Regions from separate parts of the Mus musculus genome. Here region 2 is linked to region 1. A link is a loop called in an ENCODE intact Hi-C map of the cell type or tissue named here. Cell type or tissue: left cerebral cortex. All regions are shown on one strand. Each heading gives the region's core, and the rest is flanking DNA. Links, peaks and the distances in the headings are about the cores only.

What was found. Hi-C counts contacts between places; a loop is a spot of excess contacts. Peaks named below come from ENCODE experiments on the same cell type or tissue, not always from the same donor. Only the 100,000 strongest peaks of a DNase experiment are listed, where the experiment ranks them.
Region 2: it touches region 1 in a loop (2.0-fold over the local background); 3 of 42 quality-filtered maps call a loop at or near these places.

Annotation. Positions count from the first base shown.
Region 1 is chr5:38,083,762-38,099,214 of GRCm38, forward strand. It overlaps Stx18 (syntaxin 18), which reads left to right. Exons shown (of 11, transcript NM_026959.3): 2 at 8,752-8,819. Among named protein-coding and RNA genes, the nearest start is that of Stx18, 52 kb to the left of the region's middle. RefSeq lists an enhancer at 1,616-2,909. In left cerebral cortex, for the core only: a CTCF peak has its summit at 7,464 (motif pointing left); a DNase peak (open chromatin) is centred at 7,469; H3K27ac peaks cover 387 bases.
Region 2 is chr5:38,032,162-38,047,614 of GRCm38, forward strand. Stx18 (syntaxin 18) reads left to right here and starts at 7,069. Exons shown (of 11, transcript NM_026959.3): 1 at 7,069-7,338. The coding sequence starts at 7,171. In left cerebral cortex, for the core only: a CTCF peak has its summit at 7,100; DNase peaks (open chromatin) are centred at 6,378 and 7,055; H3K4me3 peaks cover 1,965 bases; H3K27ac peaks cover 1,159 bases.

The DNA.
Region 1 (15,453 bases), core at 2,963-10,962:
ATTGTGGGTTTTCTTTTGCTGTTTTTGTTTACCAAAATGTTAGCTGGGCCATATATAATAAAACACTCCCAGTTCATGAAGACAGCAACATATGACTTGTACAGTGCTTATGCTAAAGACCGGATATTCTATGCAGGACACTCGTGGGCCGGGAGTGCTCTGCATTAGTTCCCATTTATATTTTCACAGCAAAATGGGGGAGAGAAACGCCGTACCCTCTTTTTTTTTTTTTTTTTTAAAGAGACAAGAAAGTGCAGTTGGCTGTGGGTATTGAAATGCTGTGAGCTGCGTATTTGAACCAATGTAAACATTGATCTTTGCAAATGTACAGGAATCAGCTTTTATCTTTCAAGCAAAGCATTTCCCATAATTTTTGTGGGTTTTTATTTAAGTTGGGAAAACTTTGGAAGTTTGTGTGAAAGTATAAATAAATTTAGGAAAGTCATGATTAGAGTTTGATAGTAAACACTCAGCAGCAAATTGGGAAAGTCTATTAAAGTCAGATGTAGCTTTTAATAATGTTTGCTTAAAAACTTACTCTAAATAAGAGAGAAACAGTGACTTATGTGGGTTTGGAACAAAGGCTTGGCCATGATTCAGAATAAAAGCTGAATTGGAATTTTCTACATGAGGTTTCTGTGACACAATCATTAAGAGCCTTAGTGATTGTTACAGGATCTCCACAATGCCCTTTCTTAGTAAGTGCAGAAGTCGCTTGTATATCCATATGTGTGTGTGTTCCAATTTAAAGGCAAAACAATTTCCAATAAAATTTAACATTTTTTTCCTTGAAATAAACCTATGTGGAGATTCACAATTCTGCAATGAGAGAAGAAAGTAACTTTGTTTTGCTTAGTTATTGAAATATACTAAAATACAGATATATAGATATAGATAAAAATAAAATTTAAAACTTCAAATCTGTTTCAAATTCCAGATTTGTTGTGAGTTTGACCTGGAAGGCAGTCCATGCTTCAGCCCCTCTGTTCTCTCGGGCTAGGGAAGCTGCTGCAGCCCCCGAGGCTAATTCCAAAAGAGCGGAGGCTGCAGCTCGCCAGCTGTTACCCGGGGCTTGGAATAGTGATGGGGCTAGCATCTGACTGAGCCGGCTGAAGGCTCCTAAAAACCGTTTGACTCTTCTTTCTCCAAAACAGGCCTCCGTGGTCCTTAAAGTGGGTGTGCTTATTGTTGGGGCACTGTGCTACATTTTGATAAGTATCATTGCTGACAAATTGAGACATGATTTTAAAGTAAAATTCTTTGTTATGATAAGAACAGAAATGTTTATATTTGTATTTTTAAACATTTTAGTCATCTGAAAAAAAAATTGCTCAAGAAAGTCCACACTTGTCTTTACTCAGTTGACTGTGAGACCTCTCGCACATGAGTTTTAAATATGAACTCTAAGTAGAGACTTGAAAATACTTTGTGTCCCAGTGAAATCATTTTTGAAAGTATGGGATTTGAGTCTCTTAGTTAAGGTCTAGTGTCTATCTTTATTTTCCTAACTGTTCTATTCCACCCTAGAATGCTATGTCAGGAGCCAAGTAGTCTATCCTGTTTGAATGTTTAAGTAAACTCATTTTTATCACGCAAGTCTTCACTTTGTAACATTTAGCAGTTGTCAGTTTGCTGCAGTTACTTAAGTTCTAGAAACCTGGGTTTGTTTGTTTGTTTGTTTTTTAACATTTCCACTTTTTTAAAGAACATGTATTAGAACATTTTGTAACTTATCCCTTGAAACAGAACTTTCTGCAGTGTGTGTGAGAGAGAGACCATAATGAGGGAAAGGAATCTCTATTTTTTGAGGACAGAGAATGATTAGGCGAGGCCCTGGATTTCCTTGGAATGCCGGCTTCGGTGCTGTTGGCAGAGGCCAGCATACTCGGCCTTTCATTCCCATTCACTCAGCTGAATGAGGACCGTGGAGCCAGGCTGTGGATCTTGTTACCAAACCCTCTCTCCAAAGAGAAAGAGTGCTTGCTCGGTCCTTTGCTTGCATTTTGCTAAAGAAGTAGGCTAGTGCAGAGCAGAGCTCTTCTGTTATCAGAGCAGGTTTTCTGTTGAGTGTGAATGATTGACATCTATCAGGCAGCAGAGACAGTGCATGCCTGGCTCCCTCTGTACCGCTCACAGTTGCTTTTGCTGGTCCCTTGCTGATGTGAAGCAGAAACTGAACAAGGTAACAGTTTTGATGGTGAGATTAGAGGTAGCCAGGCAGACTGTCTCCTGCCTTTTAGAGACCCTCATAAGCTCAGGCCACCCCCTCCCCTTGTTTAGATATTATTTGCTCTTTTGAGTTTCGGATTACAGGAGCAATTGATCTGCATGACCTATCTTGAGAACTTTAACTTTGCAGTGGAAACTTAAACCAAATGTGTATCCTCAAGAGACAAATCATCTTAGGACCAGGCTGCTGTCACTTTGATGTACTGTGCTGCTTGCAGGGGACCCATGCGGTAGAGAGCGCCACCTAGTGAATGCAACTTGTAGTTGCTACTGTGGGTGATGAAAGGCTAGAAAATTGGTCTAATGCTTGTTCTTGGATCACAAAGAAATGAGTTTTTATGTTGTTCCTAGCAAGTAATGTGGCCAGGATTCTAAGAGGATGAGATGGAGAGTATTTGACTCTTATCTGTGGTTTTCCCACTTGGATTTTAATTTATGTTTATTATTGCTGTCTTTACACATAGTTCCTCCCCTACTGTTGTGATCAATGTTGGGGGGGGGGTGTCTGTGTGTGTGTGTGTGTGTGTGTGTGTGTGTTGTGTAGCAGTCTTTAGTCTTCAGGGACTTCATGGACCAGATAAACCCATTCTGTTGCCGCAGATTCCATTCGTCCCAAGGATGAGGATGAGGATGAAGATGAGCTACTGATCACAAGTTGGCTCTGAGGTCATGTGCCTCTGGTATATACAAATATGTTTACAGTATCCATGAAAAACCCATTTATACATTGTAACTGCCAATTAACTCTTTAATGCTTTTTTTTAAAATGGCAAGTTCTTGATAAAATAGCTCTCTCTTTGGTTTGTTGAATGATTGTAGACATTTGTTGGGATGGAAAGTATGCCAGGCCTTCAGAATCCAAAGTGAACAAGACACTGTTCTGAGCTTTGTAATCCTTGTCCATAGAAGGGAGTGGACACCATGTAGGATGCGCTGTAATGGATATCAGATGCTACTCTGCTAAGTATTTTCTGCTATGGATGGGGAAAAAAATCCTTTAGCAAATGTTTTTGAAGAAGCCAGTAAGTAAAACCAATGGCTCATTTTATGAACGCCTTGGTGCAGGGCAGTAGTAGAAGGCAGCATAACAGCGTCTTTCTGCTTTGTCTATTGGGCTCAAGTTTATTTCACAGAGTCCAAGTTTTGGAAGTGCATGGCAAAGAATTCAAAACAACAGGATGTTCACTCTGGGGTTGACCATGGATTTTGGATCCTGGCTTTCTCATTCATTAGCTGTGTGACTTTGACAGGTCTCCTCATTAGTGTAAATGTGATCAGCAGTGCAGGGCCTCTTTCACAAGAGCAGGGCATATGATGACTGTGCATGGAGGTCACTGTGAGCAATGGGCCTCGGGAAAAGTGTGGAGGGAGTCTGAAGGGGATATGGTAGGAAGAGAGAGGCCTTGAGGGCCGAGGAAAGATTCTCAGGAGATTGTACTGGGCAGGACCGACTGGTTGGTAGGTGTAGCCCATAGAAACTTGCCTGGCAAAAGCCTGTTGCTACTTGCTGTGGAAGACCTTGAACTATGAACCAGGGGGTGGGTGAATCCCCACCCCTCTCATTGGTTTGGTTTCTCAGGGCCTCATCAGGATGAGTATTTCATCTCACCAGCTGCAACACTGTGCATGGCTGCCCTTAACATGACTCCCAAGGCTACTAACCAGGGCCTCTGGTCCATACCCGAAGGAGCCAGTCTCTGCCTTTAGTTAGAAAGGCTAAGCTGCTCCGAGGTTCATGTCATTGTAGTTGTGTGTTCTGGTCATCTTATACTCTGTTCAGTAGAATTACAAGAGGCCACCATAATTTTCACTGAACTCCTGCATTTAGCCCAAATGACAGACCAAACCAAAATGGAGTCATTCATGCTAAATGTGGCTGAATCATTTTTTTGGGGGGTGCAGGAGATCCTAGTTTATTAGTGTGACAAGGAGACTCCAAAAGCAGTGCCAAGAAGTTGGCTCAGTGTTGGCTGGGCCCGACCTACAGCTCAGGCTTCTGTTGCTGCCCTGCGAAAGCCCAGTGTCTTGCTGAAGGAGAGTAGAGGCCAGCTCTTCATGAATGGCAGGCCAAGCCAGTGTAATCTGGGGCATGCACATGTGTTTTGTGCATGCATGCTAGAACAGTTGCCTTTTCCCTTTTCCAGTCCTGGGCACTGAAGCCATGGTCTTGTACTTGTGAGGCAGGTGCTTTACCACGGAACTAAATTGCTGCCTGGATCTCTGGAGTGCCAGGATCACAGGTGTGTGAGGCCTTGCTGAGCCCCTAAGTTCTTTGCTTATTTCTTTTTGTTAAAATATGTTACAACATTGATACTTTTTAATTATAGTTGTTTTCAATGGCAAAGTGGTCAGAGAACTACAAATGACAAGAGGCCAGAAAAAAAGCATGACCATAATGAAGACAGGGTTTATCAGTAGCACTCTTGAGAAAGTCATCTTAGCTGATATAAAGCCAGCCTGACTCAGTGACTCAGGTGTGGGTGTTCCAAAGTGGCATCAGTAGAAGCACTAAGCCCAGAGATGAGAGGCAGAAGGTCCTGTCAACACAAGGTTTCCAGTCTATTCTGGATGGTATAGTGACTTGTGAGGCTCCTGATGTATATATTTAAGGTAACAAATGTGGCCAGATCCACATGTGTTATTTCAGGTAAATAATTCATGAGAATTCTGAGAATGTGTAGCCTAGAGAAAGGGAACACAATACCTAATATTTTTCTTTTCCAGCCCTGAGCATTGAATGGGGGAACCTAACATATGCTAGATATCTACCGCTTAGCTGTGCTTCAGCTCGTTGAACTTGATTCAGAGGGAAAATAGTGTTTTACTGTTTGAAGTGGAATAACTTCCCAAGAGGAAGTGGACTCCCTATGTGCTGTTCTTCACAATTATGTGTCTCCCAGAGCTTTCTAGGTCTGAGAATCCAGGCAGGAGGCAGTCAGTTTCTTCTTTATTCTTTGGTACTTTGCAGCTTCTGCTAAGCAAATAGGAAGGTGTAGCAGAGTAGCAGTGTCTGAGCTTTGGAGACCCAGAGTACACTACCCATCACCAGAGAGATGCGGTGCAGTGTGCTTGGAAAGGGCTCTGTTCAGTTAGCAACAGGAAGAAGTTGGGCCCTGAAAGAGTGTGAGTGTGTGCTGCTTCAGACTGGTGCTGTTGATGCTGTCCGGGCTGCTCAGCCTCTGCTGTACATCAATCAGTGAGTCCTTTTGGTTTGCATTCACACTAAGAACACAGCATGTTTGTTTTCTGGGGGCTATTTGTTTTGTTTGGGGGCTAGGAGCTTACTAATAGGAAGGAAGCCATACCTTTCAAGTTGTTAAGTCAGCTGCTAGTTCCCTGAGCTCTAGGTCACTGTGCCCTCCCACAGAACACACTACTCATCTTTGTTCAGTGTTCAGCCAGCCCTACTGTCTGCCATTCAAGACTATGGGAAGTTACATTACAAGGGTGAGACTAGAAAAAGTAATGTCTGGTGTACATGGTTCCTGTGTGTTTCGTAGAAGATGCATTGAATTCTGGGAGCCATTCTGTAGTAGAACAAGCTGGTTCTCAGTTGGAGTCCAGAACAGACCCAGACTGGCAGCACTTTACATACACAGCCGATGAGGATCAGATTCAGTCAGCTGGCCTCAGGACGATTTTCGAAGACACAGAGAGAGGAGAATCATGGTGCCACAGGTAGAGCCTCTGTGGACCCAGTAACTGAGTGGTCAGTGATGGGAAAGACAAGGGTATGATCAGGAGCCTGCTAAGAGCCAGGCACTGAGGTGCAGGAAGGGGCCAGCTTCTATAGCAGATACTTAGCAAGGTGAGTAGGCAGAACTCACAGGTATGGTTTAACTGGTGGGCATAATGGAGGCCTGTGATTTTCTGGCTTGGGACTTGAGAGAGAGGAAGTGAGAGAGAATATCAAGTCTTTAGGGTGATGGGACAACTGTGAGTGAGCTAGAGTAGAGTAGAGTGGTTGCTCTAGTGTCCTTCCAGGACATACTTCCTTTGATGCACCAGTGAAGTGTCCAGAAGACAACTGGAACGTAGAGAGAGTGGGCCTGGGTGGATATTTTATAGGCTTGTGAATAAAGTTGTGATTGGAATGAGTCTACCCAAAATGGAAAGTGTCCAGCCAAGGGCTGAACTCTGGAAGCAGGTTATACAGCTTAGTGCAAGCAGAGGGCAGTCCTCAATGGTAGCCATGCTGCGAAAGCTCAGGAGACGGCCTGGGGGAAGGAGAGGTGCTGTGAGGATTGTAAAGGAACCACCCAGAAGCCTCTAGTGCAGTGGTTCTCAACCTTCTTAATTTTTGTGACTTCAGTGGGGTCCATGCACTCCAGATGCGTGCTAGTCTGTGATTTCTCAGGCATTTGTGGTCATTTCCTTTTCTGTTAAGACTGAAGTTAGTAGTTCCCAGGTTAAGCCTGGGAACCAATCCTTGTGAAAACTCACTCTGGTTTATCAGAAGCTGGCAAGCTCTCATACCACAGCACCAGCCCTTCTGGTCATGCTGTACCCTAACTGACAGGGCAAGCTGTGTTCACTGACTGAATGAAAAATAAATAATGCTTTTGTGTTAAGAGAACTTTTTACAGTATGCCAGGGGATCCTACTGGAGTCTCTTTAATCTTGAACAATGCTTGCTTCTTTCAGAGGCAAATTATGCAGATCGGTACTTAGTGTTCTGAACTTTATCAAGTCTTTGTTGGTAGTATTGTGTGTGCCTGCAGAACACAGTTCCTACCATCTTGAGCAGGGGAGAAGGCTACAAGTCAGACCACTGCTGTGATCAGAAAAAGACACTGTCTACTGCTTTGAACTGCCCAGCATCAATAGAGCAGCCATTCTGACGAGTCTCACAATTTGGCACAGGGCTTTACTTTTAGTTTATCTTGCTTTGGATAATTTGCAAAGTACACACAGAGGAGCAGATAGCCAAGCTGTTGAGTAGATGACACATAAACAAAGCTGGAGCTGCCGCCACACTGTCAGATGGCAGCCACGTTCCTCTAAACACCTTTTGTGCCCAATACCATATTGTAAAAACTTTCCAAATTCATCCAGAGTACACATGTAGGTGTAAAACAATGTCCTTTAAATTTCAGCCAGTGCATAAAAATTAACTTGAAGGAATCCTTTGATTCCAACTAAAAGAAAGAACCAGAAAAGTTTAAAAGCCCGTGGGGGGAAATGGCAGTCTTGGATGAACTGGTATTGCTTCTGCTTTAAGGTTCATGCTGCCATCTAGTGGACAGGGGAAAGGTGTGCAGCTAACTCACTGAGAATTTTCATACTCACTATACTTCTTGAATAGGAAAAAACAACAACACCAAAAAACAAACAAACAAACAAAAAACCAAAAACAAGTCAGTGTGAAGGACTAAATTGAAGAGGTAGGAGTGGTGGCCACACCTTTAATCCTTCATTTTTGGAGGAAAGACAAGCATGTTCCTGTGGGTGAGGCCATCCTGGTCCACAGTGCATGTCATAGGCCAATCAGAAGAATCGCTTTACCAAATCTTGCATGAGGTGTGATAGACCATGCCTGTGCAGCTCATACTTTTCCCCATCAGACTTAATAGTGAGATTTGACAACGCAGCTTGCACAGGAAAGAGGCAGACCATGAGGAAGCAGCTGTGGTAACGAGAAACCGTGCCCAGTACGGACTCAGGGCTGAGCTTGAGCTTGAGATCTGTATACTCAGTATGTGACCAGAGATGTGTTAGTTTTCTTCTACAAAGGTCGTGTTCCCAACTGGCTATGGGAACAGTGGTGATCAGTGCAAATGGCAGGGCCCTTGGAACAAGAAAGAAAATGTGTTTGAGAGTGGTTGGACAAACCACTCAGGGTTGGACAAACTCCATCAGTGCTTGTTAAACAAGTGAGCAGTCTAACCATACTTGAGTTGATCTTTGTGCTTTTCAAGTGCCCTAGAGCACCTTTCTGACTTGCATTTGTCGTACTAGTCAGGACTGTGTGGGAAGCTGAACTAACCTTTCCACACATCTCCAGACAGATGGACATGTTGTCAGTGAGAGTCTTTAGTGCTTCCTGGGCAGAGGAATGTGAGGACCACTGTGCAGGCCTCCAGGGCAGCTCGTGATGAATCTGAAAAGAGAAGTGTGTATAAAAGCTAAGTCAGCATTTACCAGCATGCCACATGGGAGGTGTGCAGAGCAAAGTGAAAATCCTCCTGAGTTGGCCTTTACAGAAAACCATACAGAGAAGTGAAAGCTCAGCAAATCTGTCAGTAGGAGCACAAAGGCAAGAGTCGAGGTCTAAGTGAGCAGTAATCACAGACCACAGGCAGGCCACTGCTGGCTAGTCAATCTCTTCCTCTCAGGACACTCGTCCCAAAGGACTGAATCACTAACACACACACACAGCAAAATTTCTGGGTTTTCAGAAGCAAAGTTTTGAGTTTACAGCTTCAGAAACTCCTTGAAGCTATGCTCTGTTGTGTGGAAAATAGTGTCCTCGCTCAGTGTCCGTCTGTCTATATGAAATGTTTGGTGTCTTTTCAATTGTAGATTTCTCACATTGGGAAGCTGAGAGATTTTCTCCTGGAGCACAGGAAGGAGTATATTAATGCCTACAGGTAAGCAGGCTCTTATGCCCATGGCATTGGTGGCGGCATTGCTTTCTGTTGGACAGTCCGCTCCTTTTTTTGTCCTCATTTTTTTTTACTAACTCAGACTTATAATGGGAAAGGTCAGTGTCCTTGTTTGCTTTCTGTGGCTGTGATAACACCATGACCAAAAACAACTTGTGAAGGAAAGGCTTTATTTCATCTTACACGTCCATATCAAGGTCTGTGATCAAGGGAAGTCAGGACAACCCTAAGCAGGATCCTGGAGGTAGGAAATGATGCATAGGCTACAGAGAAACACAGCTTACTGGCTTGTTTCTGTCCATCCTGCTCTCTTACACACCCTGGGCTACCTACCAGAGGAGACACCACATCAGTCATTAATGAAGAAAATGCCCTACAGACTTTCCTACAGACAGTCTGATGGTGGCATCTTCTCAGTTAAAGTTCTCTTTCCAAGTGACTCCAACTTCTGTCACATTGATAAACACTCACTAGCACTTCAACTAGGCACTGGGAGGATATCTGCAGAGTGAAGCAGAACACCATGGCGGGCGGGTTTGTACCAACACACTAGTCACATGGCACTAGCCAACTCTTCTAGTCTGTGTCTAGTCTAGTCTCTGGGTTTTCTGCTTTGGAGCGTTCTTGAGAACCTATTTCCAGCCCTTGTTCTTGTGTCTGTCCCTGGGTCATGCTCGCTCTTTCTTTCTTTCTTTCTTTCTTTCTTTCTTTCTTTCTTTCTTTCTTTCTTTCTTTCTTTCTTCCCTTTCTCCCCTTTCTCCCCTTTCTTTCCCTTCCTTCCTTCCTTCCTTCCTTCCTTCCTTCCTTCCTTCCTTCCTCTCTCTCTCTCTCTCTCTCTCTCTCTCTCTCTCTCTCTTTCTTTCTTCCAGTTCTCTTCTCCTTTTGACACTTAGAGACAGAAACAAATGTCCTTGGCTTGGCCTTTGTTTCTTATGGCCCATCTCATGAGTGCTTTACTCAGCCCCTCACACACTTATGGTTGCATTCCTCCTGGTGGTGAAGTTTCTAGTCAGTACCATTTGCTTACATCACCATCTGAGTAGATCCACTGTGAAGATCCACTGCGCTGCACTGGTACTGGCTCACCTTCTCCTTTCAAATCAAGCCTCCTAGATCCCTTTTACCGTGGTGCTCCAGCCTTGCCAGCCTTCCTGGAAGACTCCAGGCTCATCCTTGCTGCTGGGCATGGCCAGATGATATGCTTCTATTTCCACACATCCCCCTTTTAGCTTCGCTCCTCAACTTTTTATACCATATAGTATATGGGGGCAGAGAAGAGTCCAGACATGCTGAGGCTTTAAACTGTGTCTTCCCATATCCTATTAGTGTTTATTTCTCCATCATGAATCTTTATAACCTGAATCACAATATGTAATAATCAATTAATAGGTTTTTGTCACATTGTAAATTTTGTGAGGTTAGAGACCATATCAACCTCTCATTTATATTTCTTCTTTTTCAGATTTATTTATTTTATATATATGAGTACACTGTAACTGTACATATTGTTGTAAGCCTTCATATGGTTATTGGGAATTGAATTTAGGACCTCAGCTCACTCCAGCTGGCCTAGCTCACTTCGGCCCAAAGATTTATTATTATAAATAAGTACACTGTTGCTGTCTTAAGAAACACCAGAAGAGGGTGTCAGATTGCATTATGGGTGGTTGTGAGCCACCATGTGGTTGCTGGGATTTGAACTCAGGACCTTTGGAAGAGCAGTCAGTGCTCTTATCCACTTAGCCAACCTTCATTTATGTTTCTAAATGTTTCAGCTATGTATTGCACTCATCATTTCTCAGATAATACACAAGTTTTCCCCTCATGTCCCTGAGGCCCTTGACTAACTACCTGGGGTTTTGGCAACATCTTAAGAGATTTTGTTGCAACAATAGGAAGAATTCTACTAGCGCCTGGCGGATGTGGGACAAAGGCATACCAAGCACCCTTCAGTACACAACATAGCCTTCTATAACCACAGGGCAGCTGGCACCAACCCTGAAAAGGCTGCCTCATCCTGACTTGTTGATTGTCCACACATATGAGGATCTGTGAGCACCTGCCCAGGGTCTTCTGAGATTCTAGATGCTTAGAGCACATCAGGGAGTAAGGTAGAAATCTGTCTCTTTCTCAATAAAGCCTGCAAGCTAGAGGGTTGGCAAAGACTTTCTGGTGATAAACCAAGGCAGAGCAAGCCATGGGGTGGGTGTGCTGGGGATATTACCCATTTTTATGTAGTGTGGTTAGGGCAGGCCCCTTGAGGCATCCTCCTAGTAGACTCCTCTGAAGCCTAAAATCCCTGGCAAGATCATGTCCGTCCTGCCTGTCCTCATTGTCCTTCCTATCCATCAGCTGCAGAGAACTTGACAGTCCCACTTGTGCCCTGTACCACCCCCCTCTTCCCCCATCCCCATCCTGTCCCCAATGCTTCTGAAATGCAGCTACACACAAGACTCCCAGTGGTTTTAATGATTTCACTGTCTCCTTCCTTTCCACTTACATACTTACCTGCTTCCTCCCTAAGCCACAGTTTGATGTCACTGCCAAACATCAGAGTCCGCTTACTCTGGAATGAGGGCTAACACCTCAGACTTTGTGGGCCATGTGTGCTTTCTGTCACATGTATTATTTGTGTGTTTTGCTTATTACCTTTGAAACACAGAAAACATCCTTAGCTTCCAGATCACCCGAAACTGGACCTGAGGGCTGGCTCCGGCTGTAGCTTGCTGACCACTGGCGCATGCCCGTCGTCCTCACCATTCACTGTGCTACAATCCTCCAAGAAGAGCTCTATTGCCTCTCTCTTCTCTCAGGCTCCATTGCCTCTCTCTTCTCTCAGGCTTACTCTGACTTGCTCATCATCAAATCCAGTGGCTTCTCTCAAACCATGTGTAAATGGAGTAACACAGAGCACACCTTTCCAGTAAACAAAACACTCATTTATTCTCATTTCTTTTTTTATATTCTATTATGCTGAATTATCATAATTTTGTTATCTATTTGCATAAGAAATAGATGTTTCCAGGAGCTGCTGTGACTGAGCACTTCTGAAGTCCTTATAAACATAAATGTCCATAAATAGCTAGGAGAGAGATGTCTAAGTACTTCACATGGCAGATGTGTGTTTAACCTTAAAACAAACTCCCAAGCCCAGGGCCTAACAGCTCAGTGGGCAAAAGTTCTGACTATGGATTGGAATATTCAAAATCACCTATGAAGCAGTTTTGCAAGGTGGTTCACACAGCCTGCCATAACAGAGTTGCCAGTGGTCTACAGCCACACCAATATCTGGTATGGACAGTCTTTCATTACAACCATTATTAGTATGAAATAGCATCTCATCTAGCTTTAAATTAGCTCCTAAAATGTCTTACACCCTCCAGTTCTTCACAGTGGGGTTGTCCCCAGGGCACTGGATCCTCCATCATAGAGGTTATGGCATACTGTTTGCATGCTTGTGTGTGCTTACTAGAATCACCTTAGATGGCGGATGACATCCAGCATGGGGTCAGTGCTCAAAAAATACTTCCTGCTGTAGCATATAGGAGGACAGAGCCAGTGTACTGTCAGTGAGGACACAGTCGTCTTGCTCTAAGTTCCGGTACAGTCTGTGGAACTGCCCGTTAGAATGCACTGCAAACGCATAGGACTAACTGTATTTTCACTTCCTCTGACTATTCCAAAATTTGCTTCTTTATCCTTAACTTGCACCAAAGAACTTTGCATGGTTTTTTTTTTTTTTTGGTCTCTTTTGTCTTATTTGTGTCTACTTTGCATTTGAAAAGTACCACAAATATTATGTTAATCTGATTTTCATCCCTGGGACAAATACCCAAGAAAGCAACTTAACCATAGAGATAATTTGTTTTGTTTCTTGATTCAAGGTTTCAGATCAGGGTCAGTTTGGTTTATTACTATAGGCCTGGTAAGGTGGAAAGTCATGATTTGGGCCAAAGTTGCACACCTCTCAGCAGCCAAGAACTGAGAGAAATGGGATAGCTAACCCCTTCAAAGGCATATCTACTGACATGCTCCTCCAGACAGGTGCCACTTGCCAGTATAGCTCCTCGAAGCTGCTCGTGGACTGACTCATGACTCAGTAGTAGTCAGCTGGGCACCAGGCCTCCAATAGAGACCCTTGAGGGCCGCTTCATAGTCAGTTCTCTCCCCACGCTCAGCCCTCATTTGTCCATGTGTGAGGCACACTCTGCTCCTAAGTACTAATGTGTATTTTGTCTCCTTTAGTCCTTGAATTCCCTCTCCCCATTTTTACTGAGTGCCTGCCATGCAAGGCCAAAGACAGACATTATGCTCCTTGTCACACAGGCAGGCAGGTAAATAGGAGGGGCACTATAAAAAAAAAATGGAGTTCAGGGATTTGGAAGACCCTGGTCTTATGAAATGTCCTTTGAGAGGTGACATTTGAGCTGAGGTGTAAAGGAGGAAAGGAGTTACCTAGTGACCAAAAGAAGCTAAGGAATTGGTTTGCATGGGCCTGTACCAGCTGGCCCCTGGGAATAGTGTCTGTCCTGCTGTGAAAGAGTAGCTGTGCTGAGAGGAGCCTCCACTCATACTGACCCCACAGCTGAAGAGGCACTGTGCCATCTGGAAAGTGAAGAAAGCTTTTGGCCAGAACGTTCAAAATGGCTTCTGGCCTGGAGTGTCATCATCAGCACACAGGCGCACCGTGGTGCAGACATTTGGACCTGCCCTGGCCACAGTATGCTTCACTGTGGAACTCACTAAATCATCAGAATTTGGCCATGACATCACCAGGAGCCTCTTTCTCAGGCTGGGGCTCTGTCTCTGAAACAAGTGTCTGCACTTCAGTACTCTACTTAAAAAACAGTCCTCTATGCAAAATGGCAATAGTTTGCATACATTCCTCAACAAAGAAACTCACGTCCCAGGTGATATAAGCAGTCCCTAACACTGTCCCCAAATTTAACAAGCAATTTTATGCTTTTAAACGTCTTTCGTTTTGGTGTTTAGAAATACCCTGAGATTTCATCCTGATGCAAAGCACTGTTTGCAAGTCTGCTGTTAACTGGCTGTGATCACTAGGTGGCAGTGTAAATTTTATTTCTGAAGGTGTGCCCCTGTCTGAATCAGGTACTAATTCAATAGGTTGCTCTCACAACTGAGGCTGCAGTCACAATTTTATAGACCTTTCATGAAAGTCTGTTGTCCTGCCATTGTCACTCACACAGGCATGATGATCATTCCTGAGGCCCTCCAGGCTTCCTAGATGTGCATGGAGCACTGTGATTGTGTTGTCAGCTGACTGGACTCTGAATCACCTAGGACATAAGCCTCTGGGTAGCTGTGGGGAACTATCTGGATTAGGTTAACTGCTGTGGGGACATGAAGCTTAGCTGTAGGCAGGGACCGGGAACTGAGAGCCAGCTTTCACTGCTCTCTGCTTTCTGATTGTGGATGCCAGTGTGGTCATCTGCGTCAGGCTTTTGCTGCCTTCCCTTCCCTTTCATAATGGAACCTTGAACTGAGACTTTACTCTTGCGTTGCTTTTGTCACAGCAACAGGAAAGAACTGAAGACAGGCTCCCCCATAAAGCATCCTAGTACAAGAAGGGCAGGGATGTTTATATGCCCAGAGTAAGCTGACTTTCCAGAAAAAAACTAAAACTATAAAGAGCATTGTCCTGAGGCTTGGGTGTGTTGAATGTAACTGCAAATTCGAGAAAGTGTTGGCTGTTAATGCAAGATTTTGAATGAGTAAAAAGAAGGGAAAGGGAGGAGAGGTCCAGTTCCAAGCTGGTTTTGTTAAAAAGACAATGAAATCCTGAGGTTTCATTCACATCAAAGCATAAAAAGGCTTCTTGCTAATATTCCTATTGCCTTGGAAAGTGTCTGGCCAGCTAGATGATGAGTGCTATGGAAGGTGTCTGGCTCAAGCCACCCTTAGCAACTGTTAAGAGTCTACAAAAGCCATCTTATCTCGAAACTTCAGTGTCTCACTCCAGGCTGGGTTCTGCCCACTGCCTGTTTCTAAAAAGGCTGTTAGCTAAGGTCAGTTTCAGGTGTTTAAATGGTTGGAGATGAGATAAAAGAAAATAACGTTTGCCACATTTGAAGTGATGTGAAATTCCAATTTTAGTGCTGCTGGGAGAATAGTTCCATTATAGGGGAGTTAGAAGTTGATCATGGCAGAGGGAGGGGCATAGCAAGTTTCCAGGGTTCCCAGAATTACACAGCTGACTGGCAACTCAGTTCAGCCAACCACAATGGACAGAGCTCAAGACTATAGGTGAGCTGGTTTGTGATATTATGGTCCTAAGCTAGACTCAGTCAGGTTAGTGCCACGGATCATAGTGTTCCCAGCTAGCACAACCTGGTCCCTTTGCTAGGAGAGAGTGGAATAGAGGGATCCTCTGATGTCTGTGGGCAGCCAGTCTAGGGATGAGGGTGAGATGGGATTGGGACTCGGTACATGCCCAGTTCCTTTGGCTAAAGTACCCACTCATCAGGGAAATTCCTGTTCCTCTCTCGGGATGGAGGAGGGGTAAGCCAGGGTTCACTCTGGGGAAGCTAATACACAGAGAAATGCCAGGACAGGGGAATAGGTGTCACCATACTGTGCTGTCCATGAAGTCCCTCAT
Region 2 (15,453 bases), core at 4,051-12,050, 51 kb before region 1:
ATTTTCTGGACTCTGTCGGGTGCTGTGTATTAGCTAGACAATGGAACCATATGAATGCATCACTAGCCAGATATAGGGGCAGACACACAACAAGCACACACACACACACACACACACAACACACACACACACACACACACACACACACACACACAAATCCACACTTACCAAGTATTCCAGTTCCCAAATTAAAAAGGTTTCGGAGATAAAAAGGTCTCTTTGTATAAAGGCTATGCTAGCCACCCCTTCCAGGTTATTCAATAGTCAGGCCACAAAGAATCACACTACCTTAATGTGTGACCTTGGACAAGTCACTTGTGTTCTCATCTGAGAAGGGAAGAGTGGTCTAGCTAATATTTAAGCCCTTTCCAGTCCCAAGTTTCCATAATTCTGTGGCTATCTATAGACTTATCTAAATAATCACAAAGACTACTTCATGCTAGAGAAACACAGTCATAATAAACTAAAGCAAAACCAAATGCCCTTCAGTATCCTGTTGTGAACTATAAAATGTCCCTAAAATCACATTTTCCCCTTGAAACAGGATGTAGGAAAAATATTTTCCTATTAAATCCTTTTAAAGTGCAAGGGAAAGCATTTATTCTGTGATTCGCCATCCAACTCAATAAAAACAAGAGGATTTGGCTGTCTTAATTACAGAAGACACCGTCAAAAGGCAGAGCGCAGAAACTCAAGCAGGAGACCCTGCTGCACACCGGCAGCACAGTTCTCGAGTTTTTCTGGGGGGACTCTTCAAGGGTGTCTTGAGCAGTTTACTCTGCTATTATGTCAGGGGAACCAGTAAATACGTCTTTATGAGGTGATTTATGAAGCTCCTGGGGTGGAGAAAGCAAGCATCGGAAAGAGGTCACATCAACTTCCAAGCTTGTGGGGGTAAGAAGAGGGGGACTTGAGTTTCAGTGACTTGATTACATCATCGTTGGGAGCTATGTCCTCTGACACGGAGGAAGCAAAGCAGGGTTAGCGTGTGAAATGAGGGAGAAAGGATCAGAAACTTCAGAATGCTCCTGTGTAGGTTAGGTATTTAAAGGTTTCTAGATTAAGCTTCTGGAGGACAGAGTTACTTATTTTTACCTTTCTGCAGACTCTAGAGTTTATGTACATTGGGGCTGGGTGGGGCAGATAGGGATGCTTTCAAATGATACTTTAAAGACACCATACTTCGCATTGTACAGAGGAAACAGCACAGGCATGTCTCAAAGGCTCAGCATGCACACACTTCCCAAGTTAGTTTGGTCTGGGTTAACCCCTTCCCAGCCCAGATGCCCCTAAAGGAGTGCAAGCCCAACATCAGCAGCAACGAACAGACTCAGCATTTCTGTCCATGCATGAGCCCAGACACCCACTGAGGCATGGGTGCAAGGGATCATAATGAGACTGAGACATAGAGATTATCAGTGTGGCTGATCATCCTACGGAAGGATGAGCCTGTGCTCTGGGGAGACTAGTGCCTTTGCCTCTTCCCAACTCTCCCTCATAACCTCCTAGCAGGGGATGAGAAGGGAAATGTTCGTAAGATGATAATCTACCAGCTCATTGCTGAATAAATATTTCTGTTGCAGCAGAGTAAGGTCACTTCCAAAAATGTCCTGAGCCCCAGTTTCCAACTATGTGTTGCATAACATTGAAGATACATATGGAATTAAGGCTGATGGTCAACAAGTATCTTAGCTTTCTGCGTCTATAACAAACATCTGATAAAATCATTTTGGAAAGAAATAAAAGGCTTATTTGGGTTCACATTTGGAAGTTTTAATCTATGATAAACTAGTATATAGTTTTGATGCTTTGTGCAAATGTATTTATTTGTGCAAATGTATTCATAGCAAAACTGTTCAACTCAACAGAGAGTAAAGAGAAAAAGAAGTGACTGGGGCTCCTTTTGAAGGCACATGCCCAATGACCTATACACTAGAACCTTTTGCTTAAAGATTCCATTACCTCCCAATAGTGCCAAAATGGAGGCTAAGCCCTTACTTTATGGGCCTCTAGAAGAAGTCTATAGAATGCACCCCTCTTAAGGCCAAGACAAAAAGCTCCAAGTTCAGTCGATTAGAAGTGGTAATCCAGATTCCACAGGTTTGAAAATAATAATCTGTATGTGTGGCCCAGCAACCAGATGACAGCTGCCAGAAAGAGTGAGGAACATTTAGGGGTGGTCCTTGCTCAGAGGAGTCACACTGGTAGGCATGTTCCTGGCTTTTCAGGGGGAGCTCAGAGAAATCTTTTGCCTGAAGTTAAACAGCTAATGACTCAGTAGGGATACAGATCTAAGTCTTTTTGTCTCTGATGTTTTGTGTGGCTTTCCTGGCATCCTCTGGCAATTGTTCCCTGGATGTCTGAAGTTGTTTAGATGTCCCAGAAAAGTTTGCTAGGTATTAAAATCCTTGAGGCTCTTGCTGTCCTGAAAGACAAAAAGCAAGCATGGAATTCTATGTCAGCTGGCTGGCTAAGCCTCGGTGTCTGGGTACCACAGACTCGGCAGAGGATACTAGCTACAGCAGTGCTTCTCTTGGGCTTTTCTGAAGCTTTTTTGTTCATCAGGATCCACACATGCATGACACCTAGAAATGGACTCCATCAGACATCGAGTGTTCAGCAGCCCTTGGACACTAGCTAGTGACCCCCCACTCAAGTTGTGACTCTCAGCATGAACATTTATTGACTCCAAGAACCAATTTGTCAGAACCACAGTGAAGACTTGTATAAGTACAAACTTCTGAGACGACTTCTGAAAGATGAACATCTTCAGGGCTGAATCAGGTTATGTGTGTGTACCACAACATCCTATCCTTGCTGGGTCTGTATTCCTGACACCTTACTTGTATAGGAGACTACAAGAGTCTTTCCCCAAGACCAATGCTGCCGAGTCTGTGGTACCCAGACACCGAGGCTTAGCCAGCCAGCTGACATAGAATTCCATGCTTGCTTTTTGTCTTTCAGGACAGCAAGAGCCTCAAGGATTTTAATACCTAGCAAACTTTTCTGGGACATCTAAACAACTTCAGACATCCAGGGAACAATTGCCAGAGGATGCCAGGAAAGCCACACAAAACATCAGAGACAGGAGCACCCTGCCAAGAACCAGTTAGTTGACCTGTGTCACCACATATATTCCTTATCTTCTTACGTGAAAATAATAGAGGACAAAGCTTAATTGGGGTAACTTTTCAGATAAGCCAAATCCCCATGGTGATTGCCTGAGATATGACTGGCAGAATTCAGATCACAATTAATGTCTATCACATTTACTGTTTGTAACTCTATCTTAAAACCTATCCACATAGCCCTGAGGTGACAAATGGAGTATGCCCAAGAACATAGATCCCCTTTTGTCCCTGTGATGAGACTCTTGTGGAGTGCTGCTCTGGTATTGGCTCACCTCCAATTCTGGGGAAAGCTTGTCACTGACTGACCTCTGGAGTGCTTGTGAATATGTAGCAAGCATTTCTTCTTTCTCTGAATGCTCATGGAACTTTTCAGAAGTGGAACACCTTTCCAGAGTGACAAGCCACACCCTAGATAATGCAGTCAGTTGAAGAACTTGTAAACATACCCTCCTCCATTCAAGAAATTCCTTAAAGGAGAAGCTGGGAGTGAGAGCTGTGACACATGTTGCCAGTAATACACAGGCCCTGTGCTGTTGGCCATTGGCTGTCCATTCACTGAGCACTGGATGAAAGGTGTCGTTGTTGGCACACTTTCTCACCAGATTAGGCTCATTCTTTCTCTATCCTCCCTTTGAGGATGGGAGTCATGGTCATCTGCAATTCACTGAGAATGGAGGATTGTAGGGAGATGAGAATTTAAAGTCAAGAAAGACACAGACCCAAGGCAGCTGGAGATGGGTTGTCTGCAGGAGATGTGAGCCTAAACAGGGACAGAGGAGTGAAAGAGTGTCTCAAACCAAGTGAGGCAGGCACAGGAGAGCCCAGAAAATGAAGTGGGGGATCAGGAGAAAGGTGGGAATTATGGTATGCATTTGTTTCCTGGAGTTGCAGTAAGAGGCAACAACAAATTTGGTGATTTAAGACAAGAGATATTTATCTCCCACAGTCTCGGAGGGAGATTAACTGTTTGAAGACGCACACATTCTTCTGAGGCTCTTAGGGAAGAATGAGTCCCTTGCTCTTCAGCTTCTAGGGACTGTCATCATTTCCAGGCATGTGGCTACATCTGCCTGTATCTTCCTATTCCCTTGTTGGCATATTAATATAGACACCACTACTGACTTTAGGTCCTATGTTGTCATCCACACATGTAACTGGAACTAGGATATATTTAAAGCTCTGCTTGCAAGTAAATTTTGGGTTCTAATAGCTACTAGATATAGGGTCTGAATATAAAGTCTAAGAAAAATCTAGATATGGACCTAGTTCTTGAACATATACCATTTAAGTCATTACAGGGTGGGAGAAATTCAAAAGAGAAGGAAATAAGCCATAAGGTGAGGGCAGGCGGCCTTTTCTTTGGAACTTGTCAAGTTCCATGTATTCATTTATTTGCCATTATTTGAGGCTGTACAACCATGGAGTTCACTTGGGTCTCATCTACACTGCAGCTTTCTCTGCATTTACAGATCTATACAGAAAACTTAGAGATTCATGCTCACCTTTCTACCCTCACCCAATTGCACTGAGTACATGGCTCACACAAGGCACCACCCACCACTACTGTATTTTATGGAGCTCAGCAATTCCTCCTACATAAAACCCTTTCCCACTTATCTACTTCCTAACTTCCTGGACCCCACCAAGGGTCTGGCTTGCTCTTTGTTTCCCTAATTCAACTCCTCCACTTTGTTATGCAAGGCAATTTAATTCTCCTTCCATTTACTCTGCCCCAGGCTTACCTTTGCATAGCCAAAGACTCATTAATGTCTGCATAAAACAAAATACAATTTATGCAAGATGCAAGTTAGAATTACTAGTATAGATTTTGTCCTCTTCTCTCTCTCTCTCTCTCTCTCTCTCTCTCTCTCTCTCTCTCTCTCTCTCTCCCTCTCCCTCTCTCTCCCTCTCCCTCTCCCTCTCTTCCTTCTCTACTCCAGTTGTATGGACTGTGTTCTTCAGGAATGATGAAATGTTATACTCTGGATGTCAAATCATTTACTTCTTTTCTGTTACATGAATATTTCCTTGACATGTATTTCTTTTAAATATGCCTTTAATACTGTGGTTCTCAAACATCAGAAAATTTTTACATTCCTACAAAATTATGTAGGTCCTTAAACAATTGTTGCTTGCTTGGATTTTATCTATTGATAGTTACTATATTAGAAATAAAATGAGAAGCTTAGAAATATTTATCTGCCTAAAGTAATCAGAGTACATCTATTAAATATTAACATAAACATCTTCATAGGGAAAATAGTTTTCAAAACAATAAAAGACTCGGTAAGAAGAACTGGCACTTGCATCTTTGCAATTCTCTTTTAAGTCTGGCTTAATGGAAGACAGCTGCTCTGCAATTAGCTTATTGTAAGATCAGTGTCTCTTGGAAAACTCAACCATACAGCTGATTAGAACATGCAAGTGTAAAGGCAAATGTGATCCTAGGATTATTATGAAACTAGCTTTTCATCTTGATGACTGTTAAAAGCCTAATTTTAGCACACATCTTAGTGTGCTTCCTTTTATAAGGAAAACAAAACCCAGAGAAATTGATATTGAACTAAAACTAAACCATGGGGGTCACACTCCTGGACAAGAAACTACAGGCAACTATGGCTGCTGAGAGAGGGAAGTTAGCCTATCCCATGGAAGAACCCTCTAATTGGTTGTCCAATACAACGTGATTATCCCTGAAGCCATAGACACATACACAATAACAACAGTTTCAGCAGATTGTGCTGGCATATCCATGGATACTTACACATATATGCAACAATAATAATTAAAGAAGAAGAAGCTATCAACTTGAGATTGAGTTGGGAGACATGGAAGAAATTGGAGGGAGAGGACTTGAGGAGGCTGGAGGGAGAAAAGGGAAGGAGAGAAAGTGGCATAATTGTATTTTTAATGAAAGGTGCACACAAAAATAAAATGAACCATGAACCAAGTGCTCAGAAAAATTTTACTAGCTGACTTTAGTCAAATTACGTAACTCTGTTCTCCATTTCATTCTTTCTCTTTGATAACTATGATTCAAGAGAGCGCTTTTCAAAAGTGCTTATTGAGGAGGAACCTAACATGATATCATGAAGTTCAGAATGCTTCACTTTCGTCTGGCTCTGATAAGTTCCTGCTCTCCACATCCCCGCTCAGGGATCTCTGCTCTAAGCCTCTTCTACATTATAAGTAAGAAGACTGAGGGCATGGTGGCGCGTGCCTTTAATCCCAGCACTTGGGAGGCAGGGGAAGGCGGATTTCTGAGTTTGAGGCCAGCCTGGTATACTGAGTGAGCTCCAGGACAGTCAAGGCTACACAGAGAAACCCTGTCTCGAAAAACAAAACAAAACAAAACAAAACAAAACAAAACGACTGAGGACAACCATATTATCAACAACGGCAACATCTACTAGCTGTATACTAAGAGTTAAACAGCACGAGGACGTTTTATACACACATTCTGTTTAATTCTCTGTGCATTCCAAGAAAGGCGCTGGCTTCACTTTACCGAACTGGCTGAAGGTTGAAGAAAAAAGGTCTCTGGCCCCTACCTCTGTACACGTACCCTTTCCTAGCTCCTGCAACTCAGATGGTCATAGTTCATTGTTACTCAAGGCGATCCCTTGATGACAAAAGTCAAAAGTGTGATACTCCCCACCTGTCAACCAAACCGCCCGCCCGTCTCCTAAAGAATCATAAGGGGAGCGATCTTTCTAGCTTCCCGATGCTTTCGTTCCTGAAGTCCAGACTGGGAAATCTCCGAGCGTCTGATCCCGCTGAGTTTTGCAGAGAGGAGAAAGGGGTGCCGATGCACTGCGGGTAGCTGTCTGGAACGGAGAATTCCGGCTCTGGGTTAAAGCCGGAACCTTTCTCCACTCTCCGCGTTACACGGGCGGAGTGCGGAACCTTTCTTCTATGCTCACAGTTCCCAGGCGGAGGAGTGCGAAATCGGAACGTCCCTCAGCAACCGAGTTCTTGCCGGGGTCGCTAGCTGCTGACGTGTGCCTGGCCGGCTTCAGGCCCTGGGTTGCGGGTCGCTATGGCGGTGGACATCACACTGCTCTTCCGGGCTAGCGTCAAGACAGTGAAGACGCGGAATAAGGCTCTGGGAGTGGCCGTGGGTGGCGGGGCCGATGGCAGCCGGGACGAGCTGTTCCGCAGAAGCCCTCGGCCCAAGGGAGACTTCTCCAGCCGGGCCCGTGAAGTGGTAAGCTGGTTGCTATGGGAACGGCGGGCGGGAGCTAGGGGCGCATACGCTCCGCGGCCCCTGGACCCCAAACTGGGCCTATCTCTTTAGCTCTCGGTGAAGACAGGGAGTCTCTAGCAAGACAGAGAGTCTGTCTCACCGACCTAACAGCTGGCTCAGGGTGGCGACAGGTTTATTCTCACGAAGGGACGCATATCTGGGCACTGAAGGAAGTAAGTTAGAGGTGCTTGGATATCCTTGAAATCAGGTTATAACCTTCTGAGGCAGTGAGTTCGCCAAGAGTTCCCACAGTCTGACACTTCCTGTCGCAAAGCTCACCACTATCTCCCCTCGCCCTTCCACGAATCTGTTTGGACCTCCTCTTGCTCGTAGGGTTTAATAAAATCCACGCTCAGCTGAACGCTCCTTGATCCTTGCCTCCAGGCATAGGTAGGACTCAGTACCTCCTGAGATTGGTTTAGGACATCACCAGTGTAGGGTAAAAGCTTTTCCCTTCAGAGCGGCAACACTTAAGCAACACTAGTGTTGTAACTGTCCTCTAAACTGCTTCCTGTTCTCTGGACACAACCGGCTTCTGTGTCCCCAACATAGAAATCTTTTCCATAAGGGTAGGAACATGTTGACAGTATTTCTGTATGTGCTACTGACAATATTGCTTAGTAAGTATTCTTTGAATGAATGAATGGTTGAACGAATGAACAATTATTGATTCCACTAAACAGGAAAAAAAAAGATTGTTTGCATTATATCCCTTTGTGTCTATGACACTAGGGTAAATGTTATTTTTGGAGTACCAGGGGGTCATATACAGTCTGCCTGTCTTTTTAAAGACACACACACACACACACACACAATGGCCCAAAGCATTGAAAGGTACAAATCTGGGGGATCTAAACTTTAAGTTTCATTGGTTTTCCAGTAAACTCACCTCTGCTTGGCACATAATCCATTGCTTGATATTTCTCTTTTTGAGGCAGGGTCTTTCCATGTAGACAAGGCTGGCCTTGATCTTACAGAAAGGTGACTGCTTCTGTCTCCCAAGTGCTGAGATTGAAGGCATGGGCCCTCAGACTAGATAATACTCAAATATTACACACACACACACACACACATATATATATGCACAAGTCAATGAATGGCTGTTTACAGATAATGTTGAAGCACAGGAGGTTGTATGAACCAGATAAATGCCCCTCCCTCCAACAGTAAACATCTACCTAGTACTTACTTTCTGACCAGCACTGTTTTAGAGTAATAGGGTTCCACTGTTGAGTTATAGTTACAGTGGTGGAGGAGATGCAAATATAAACAAACGCCCTGCCGTGAGCCGTGCTGGTGTTCTGTAGGGCACAAGGGAAACAGTGGTTAATCCCACCTGGGAGAAAGGCTTCATGGGACAATGATGTCAGAAACCCATTCTAAAAGAACAGTAGTTGGTTTCATTGCCAAGAAGGCTAGGAAGGGCATCACGTGCTGGCCGTGCTCCTGGGTGGCCACACAGTCAGGAGGACATGGACAGTGCAGTTAGACTTGATGGACTTTTAAAAAATGGGTGTGTGGTGGGGAGATGGGGACATGAAGGTAGGGGGGTATAGAGGTGAGAGTGGATTTGAAAGGAGTTAGAGGGGGACTGGATAAATATGATCCGAACACATATGCAATTCCCAATGAATTAAGAAAATATCTTTTTTGAAAAGAGACCAACATGCACAAAGGCATGAGATAGTAGCTTAAGTTGGGCTTGATTAAAATAAGAATGTGGGACACTCAGAAAAATAATGAGTGTTATGGTAGCCAGCGGGAAATCTAGAAGATCTTTGCAGATCACTCTGCAGCGTTTGAACCTTGCCTTCTAGACCAGTGGTTCTCAATTTTCCTAATGCTGTGGCCCTTTAATACAGTTCCTCATGCTGTGGTGACACACCCCCCCCCATCAATCATTATTTTCATTGAGACTGCATAAGTATAATTTTGCTACTGTTATGAATTATAATGTAAATATCTGATATTCGGGTTATCTGTGACCCATGTGAAAGGGTCATTTAACCTCCCCTCAAAGGGGTCACAATACACAGGTTGAGAACCACTGCTGTAGAAAGTCCAGTATTATGTAGACAGCGAAGAAGATCCAGGAGACCACAGTGTTGTCTTAACCATTTTAGCTATTAGCCAGACTCATGCTATTAGGCAGAACTTATTTACCTACAAAATGGTTCTTTTTATCCAAAACAGACTTTAAAACGCCAATGGATCCATCTTATATATCATATATAACATGTCTTATCATACAATTTATCATTTTTTTATGGTTTTAGAGCTTTATTGTAGAAAGGCAGAGAGAAAGAGAGAGGGTAAAAGAAAGGCCAGCCATGGCCACGTGGAGAGAAGCAGGGTGGGAGGGAGGGGAGAAGGAGAGCTAGAGATGAGAGTTAGAAAGTTGAGAGCTTAAGAGCACCATGTATCATGTTGAAGGAGGCATGTCTCAGGTTGAAGTAAGAGAATGGGAAAATAAGGTGTCATCATAGCTCTAGTCTGAGTCTGGCCAAGCTGTTGTCGCAGTGTGTGGACGGCACAGTTTTGGTGTGTGGAGGCTCTTCCTGGGTGGTTTATTAATGCTGCACAGATTATCAGTCCTCAGGGATAGGGGATTTGGGAACAGAAGAGTTAAGATGCACAATCCAGCTAGCAGCCCTGTGAGGAGAGAGCCCATGGTCAGTTGGACTGTTCCCTGAGTGCTGAAAATGCATTTTTGACAGTTTTCTTTTAATGGCCTCACAGATGAAGATCCTTGGAAGGTTCAGGCAGCCCCAGTAATGGAACGACAGTGGCACTTCTGAGTTCAAGGTGAAATATCATCAGTGGCAAACACGTGGGACCTGTTCTTCTCACATGCTGCCTCTGACCACAGAAGCCAGCACTCATTTCCCAGTGGATCCTGTAGCTCAGAACTCCTCAGCTCTGTCCCCTGAGAGCTATTACCAACTATTGGGCTTGACATTAAGTTGAAATCTGCTTGATAGTCTACTGGGCAATTGGTTCAAAATCAATTGTATACCTAAACAGAACCATAGACTTTTCAGGATGTACTTTTAAAGGTCCTGTAATTCATCTTATTCAGACTAATCATTTTAATAGATGGGAAGACTTAAAACTCAGACAAATGCAGTGACTGGCCCCATGTCTTTGCAGCTGAGGTCATGGGCTAGAGCCAGAGGCAGAAGTGTTTTTTATTTCTCTGTTATTGTTATCTTAAATATCCACCTAAATTTTTAAAAAGATTCCTTTTTATTTATGTATTTATGCCTGTGTGACTGTGTGCCGTGTATGTGGGGGTGCCCTCAGGAGGCCAGAAGAGGACATCAGATTCCCTGCACTAGTGTTCCAGGTGGCTGTAAGCTGACTGACATGGGTGCTGGGAACTGAACTCAGATGTCCAGTAACAGAAGAGCAGTAAGCACTTCTAATCACTGAGCCATTGCTCACTCCCACTCAATAATTTCTAACAAAGTTGTTGGACTTCCTGATGTTAAAGAGTTTTCTTCTTGAGTTCATAGTGCCTGGGACTTGGAGCAGAAAGGCTTGGGTTTGAACCTCTTTCTGGCTTTGTGAAGTCAGGAAGTTACTTAACCTCTGTTACCTTTATTTTCTAAGAACGATAGCCACTTTAAAATATCACATGACTGAGGAAATGAGAAATGGTGTGCAAGTGCCTTTGGTCTGAATTTTTTGGTTACAAGTAATAGTTATTTTTGAACCACCCACAACAAAATATGTGTAGTAGCTCACAAAATTAATGGCTTGATGTGTCTCTATGTAGCTCCCATCCATAAAACCCCAGGAATGGGCCTGATCCTTTTTGGACCTCAAAGCCTTTGTTGTGGTCTTAGGAATAAGGTTCTTTGGTTGGCTAGGTCACATGTCTGCTCCATTCTGTGGCCAGTGTGACCTTAGGAGGGGAGTGCTGTGTCCAGGAATTGGAGCAAAGGGTGATAGACAAATAATTTCTCATGGTTCCTGACATGCCTGATATCACCAAGCACGTTGAGTATCCATCCATTACTTATCAGAATAGATGCTTCCATCTTACCTGCTTGTTATCTTGAATGACTTTGAGAATGGGCTGGGCCTGGAGATGCCATATGGGGGCAGCTAGTCTTCCTTACTAATTTTTAGAGGTTTCAGAGACTAACAGAGCTACCACACAGGTCCCTGGAGCTCGGCTAGCAGCCGAGCTGCATGTCTAGAGCAGAAGGGGCTCCTGAGTAGCTTGGAACAGGAAACCAGGAAACCTTGACTAGTGCTAGGTCTGCCAGGAAGTCACTGCAACCTCTCAGGTCCAGTTACCACATTTACCAAGACTGAGAACTTCGACCAGATAGTCAGGGAACATAAATCACAGATGTTCTGATTCCACGTCAGGTTATAGTGATTCTGAGTTGGCAAACAATGATGGTTTGTTTTTTATTATCTTGATTTTGTGAAAGTTGAATTTATTTATTGGTAGTTCTTTTAAAAATATTTATTTTATTAAAAGTGTGTAGGGTGTGTGTGTGTGTATATCTATCTGTCTGTCTAAAGAGGCCAGACATTTGTGTCAGATCCCCAGCTCTGGAGTTAAAGGTGGTTGTGAGCTGTCTGATGTGGGTGCTGGGAACCAAACTCAGGTCCTCTGAAAGAACAGCAACAGCAAGTGCCTTTAACTGCAGAACCATCTCTTTGCCCCCTAAATTTCATAGAGTAGCCCTGTGCCAGGTGACAGCCCCACCTTTCTCTGTCCTCACTTCTCACATGTTCCCCTTGCACTCCTGGTGACATCCAGTTTTCACTGCTGTTCTCTCACATACCAGGCCCCTTCCTGCCTCTGCATCTTTGCATCTGTTGTTTCCTTTATGTGGAACACTTCTCCCAGAATCCACATGGGCTGATCTCTATTAACCTCATGTGGATCAGATGTTTTCTAAGTAAGGCCTTCCTTCCACAACTGTTTTGTATAATATAGCAACAACCTATTTCTCTTCCTTGTAACGTTTTGTTGTCATTGCTAATGAATTGTGTATAGTTCAGTTAGCGTCTCTACTTGACTTTGTGCTCCCTAGAAAAGAGATTGTGGTCTGTACTGAACCCATAGCATCTAGAACATTGCAGGCACATAGGTTCGCAGTGTCCATCTCTTGAATTAGTAAGTACTAATTGGCTGTATCTCTTTGCTTTCCCTTTTGGGCTATTCAGGCTTCCTTCTCATTCTAAAAATCTGAGTCCTAAAGGGACTCTTGACTGTTTCAGATGTTGATTTATACTTAGCCCAGCATCTGTTATAAATAGTAGCTTTAGTTTTATTAATGAAGTTCAGGCCTTCTCTTAAGGAGAAGCAGACACAGTGCTAGTTGGGGGTGACTGACAAGTGTAACTGCCCAGCATCAAATCCTCAGGTCCTCTTTGGTTTCCCTTTTAGGAGCTCTGATAGTACAGCCTAGTAAGTGAGTTGGAACCACCTGGATTATTATCTGGAGGGGCTGGAAATAGATTTTACCCGAAATTGGCTGTAATCCTAGTTGAACAGGATTTCAGTGAGGGAACACACTTCAGAAGCAGCATCTGGTAGCAGGTGCAAAGAGCCAGAGAGAAACGGAGGAGGCAGGAGATGGGGCCAGACTCCAGGAGCAGAGGAAAAACTGCAGCTTGTAGACAGCAGGAGCAGAGCAGGAGTGTGTTGAATCATACTGATGTAAAACATACAGGGCAGAAACTGTTTTGCAAACAAAGTGAGGAGTGGTTTGAGTAAAGCTGGGGTGGGAAGAGGCACAGGAAAGAGATAGTCATTAGCTAGGTTTCTTTTATGCCTTTCCCCCTTCTCCTTCAGAACCCCAAGGAACCAACAAGAGGGCCCAGGGACCCACTAACTGGCCTTTTAACTTCAGATTGCTGTGTCTTTGTGGTTTACAATAACTGATGTTTCCTGTATGTAGAACTCAGTGCCAGAGACATTCATGATGTCAGCTGTGAGCTCTTTCTGTGGATTACCCTTGTGGATTTTGCCCAGGACTTAGGAAGACTACAGCTTTTGAAGCTTTGTTTTTCAGTAATTGGTTTATTCCATTACCTGATTGAAATCTGATATGTGTCAGGCACTGTGTGGGCACAAAGGACAACAAAAACACAGATAAAGGATGCCTAAGTCTCCTGGGCCAAAATTAGTGGAAACCTCAGAGAGAAAGTAGTAATCTAATTGGGCCACCAAGGTTGAGAACCTTCATACCAAACTTAGGAAGGGAGACTATTGTGTGAGCTAAGACAGTGAGGCACAGAAGGGCCAGCAGAGCAGAAGCAAGACAGGGATGATAAGGGCCATGTACTGGGAGAGGCCTGAGTGATGGAATGAATGTCCCTAGACATGAGGATGTTCTGGATTGCATAGATGAGGGTACAGCCTTTGGTCTGTAGGCCAGACCCAGCCTGCTCTTTGTGGTTAGTGAAGTGATAGTGTTAATTTCGTTCACACAGGCTTAGAATGCCTTCATGCCACAGCAACAGCACTGTAGCCTGTGAAAGCCTGCAGAGCTGTGGGGCTGTGTTTGATGTCAGACCTTCCTGAGGAGTGTGCCTGCTCTAGCTCATACACAGGGCTTTTTAAGCCTGTAACTCTTTTCTTAAAATTGTGTATGTGTGTGTGCATGCACATGGACATACATACAGAGGCCAGAAGATGGTATAAGGTGTCTCTGTTATCATTGTCTGGTCCCTCGAGGCAGAGTGTCTCTCTCAACTTGGAGCTTACATTTTCTCAGCTAGTCTGAAAGGCAGAAAGGCCCAGGACCCTCTTCCCTCTGCCTTCCTTGGAGCCAGGGTTTTTTTTTTTTCCATTTTTTATTAGGTATTTAGCTCATTTACATTTCCAATGCTATACCAAAAGTCCCCCTTACCCACCCACCCCCACTCCCCTACCCACCCACTCCCCCCCTTTGGCCCTGGCGTTCCCCTGTACCGGGGCACACAAAGTCTGCGTGTCCAATGGGCCTCTCTTTCCAGTGATGGCCGACTAGGCCATCTTTTGATACATATGCAGCTAGAGTCAAGAGCTCAGGGGTACTGGTTAGTTCATAATGTTGTTCCACCTATAGGGTTGCAGATCCCTTTAGCTCCTTGGGTACTTTCTCTAGCTCCTCCATTGGGAGCCCTGTGATCCATCCATTAGCTGACTGTGAGCATCCACTTCTGTGTTTGCTAGGCCCCGGCATAGTCTCACAAGAGACAGCTACATCTGGGTCCTTTCGATAAAATCTTGCTAGTATATGCAATGGTGTCAGCGTTTGGATGCTGATTATGGGGTGGATCCCTGGATATGGCAGTCTCTACATGGTCCATCCTTTCATCTCAGCTCCAAACTTTGTTTCTGTAACTCCTTCCATGGGTGTTTTGTTCCCACTTCTAAGGAGGGGCATAGTGTCCACACTTCAGTCTTCATTTTTCTTGAGTTTCATGTGTTTAGGAAATTGTATCTTATATCGTGGGTATCCTAGGTTTTGGGCTAGTATCCACTTATCAGTGAGTACATATTGTGTGAGTTCCTTTGTGATTGTGTTACCTCACTCAGGATGATGCTCTCCAGGTCCATCCATTTGGCTAGGAATTTCATAAATTCATTCTTTTTAATAGCTGAGTAGTACTCCATTGTGTAGATGTACCACATTTTCTGTATCCATTCCTCTGTTGAGGGGCATCTGGGTTCTTTCCAGTTTCTGGGAGCCAGGGTTCTAGACATGCATTAGATACCGTGCTTGTTACAGAGGTGCTGTGATCCAAAGGTTGTTTCACAATTGTACAGCAAGTTTCTTAACCACTGAGCTACTTTTCTGCCCAGAAATCTCTACACAGCTTCAGGTATGTAGATTATAAATTAGACACACAAAGAAAATGTTCACTGATAATCATACATTTTGAAAAACAATTACTTGGAATACGTATAACTATCACTTACTGGGAATGAAAGCAAGTTTTCATACTAACATGAGTGTTTATTTTTGCATGAAGAGTGAACTCTTGGCTAAGTAATTGATACCGAAAGATCTTGAACATTTTCAGCATTTCTCAGAGTTAATTGATATTTTGAGTTTTAAA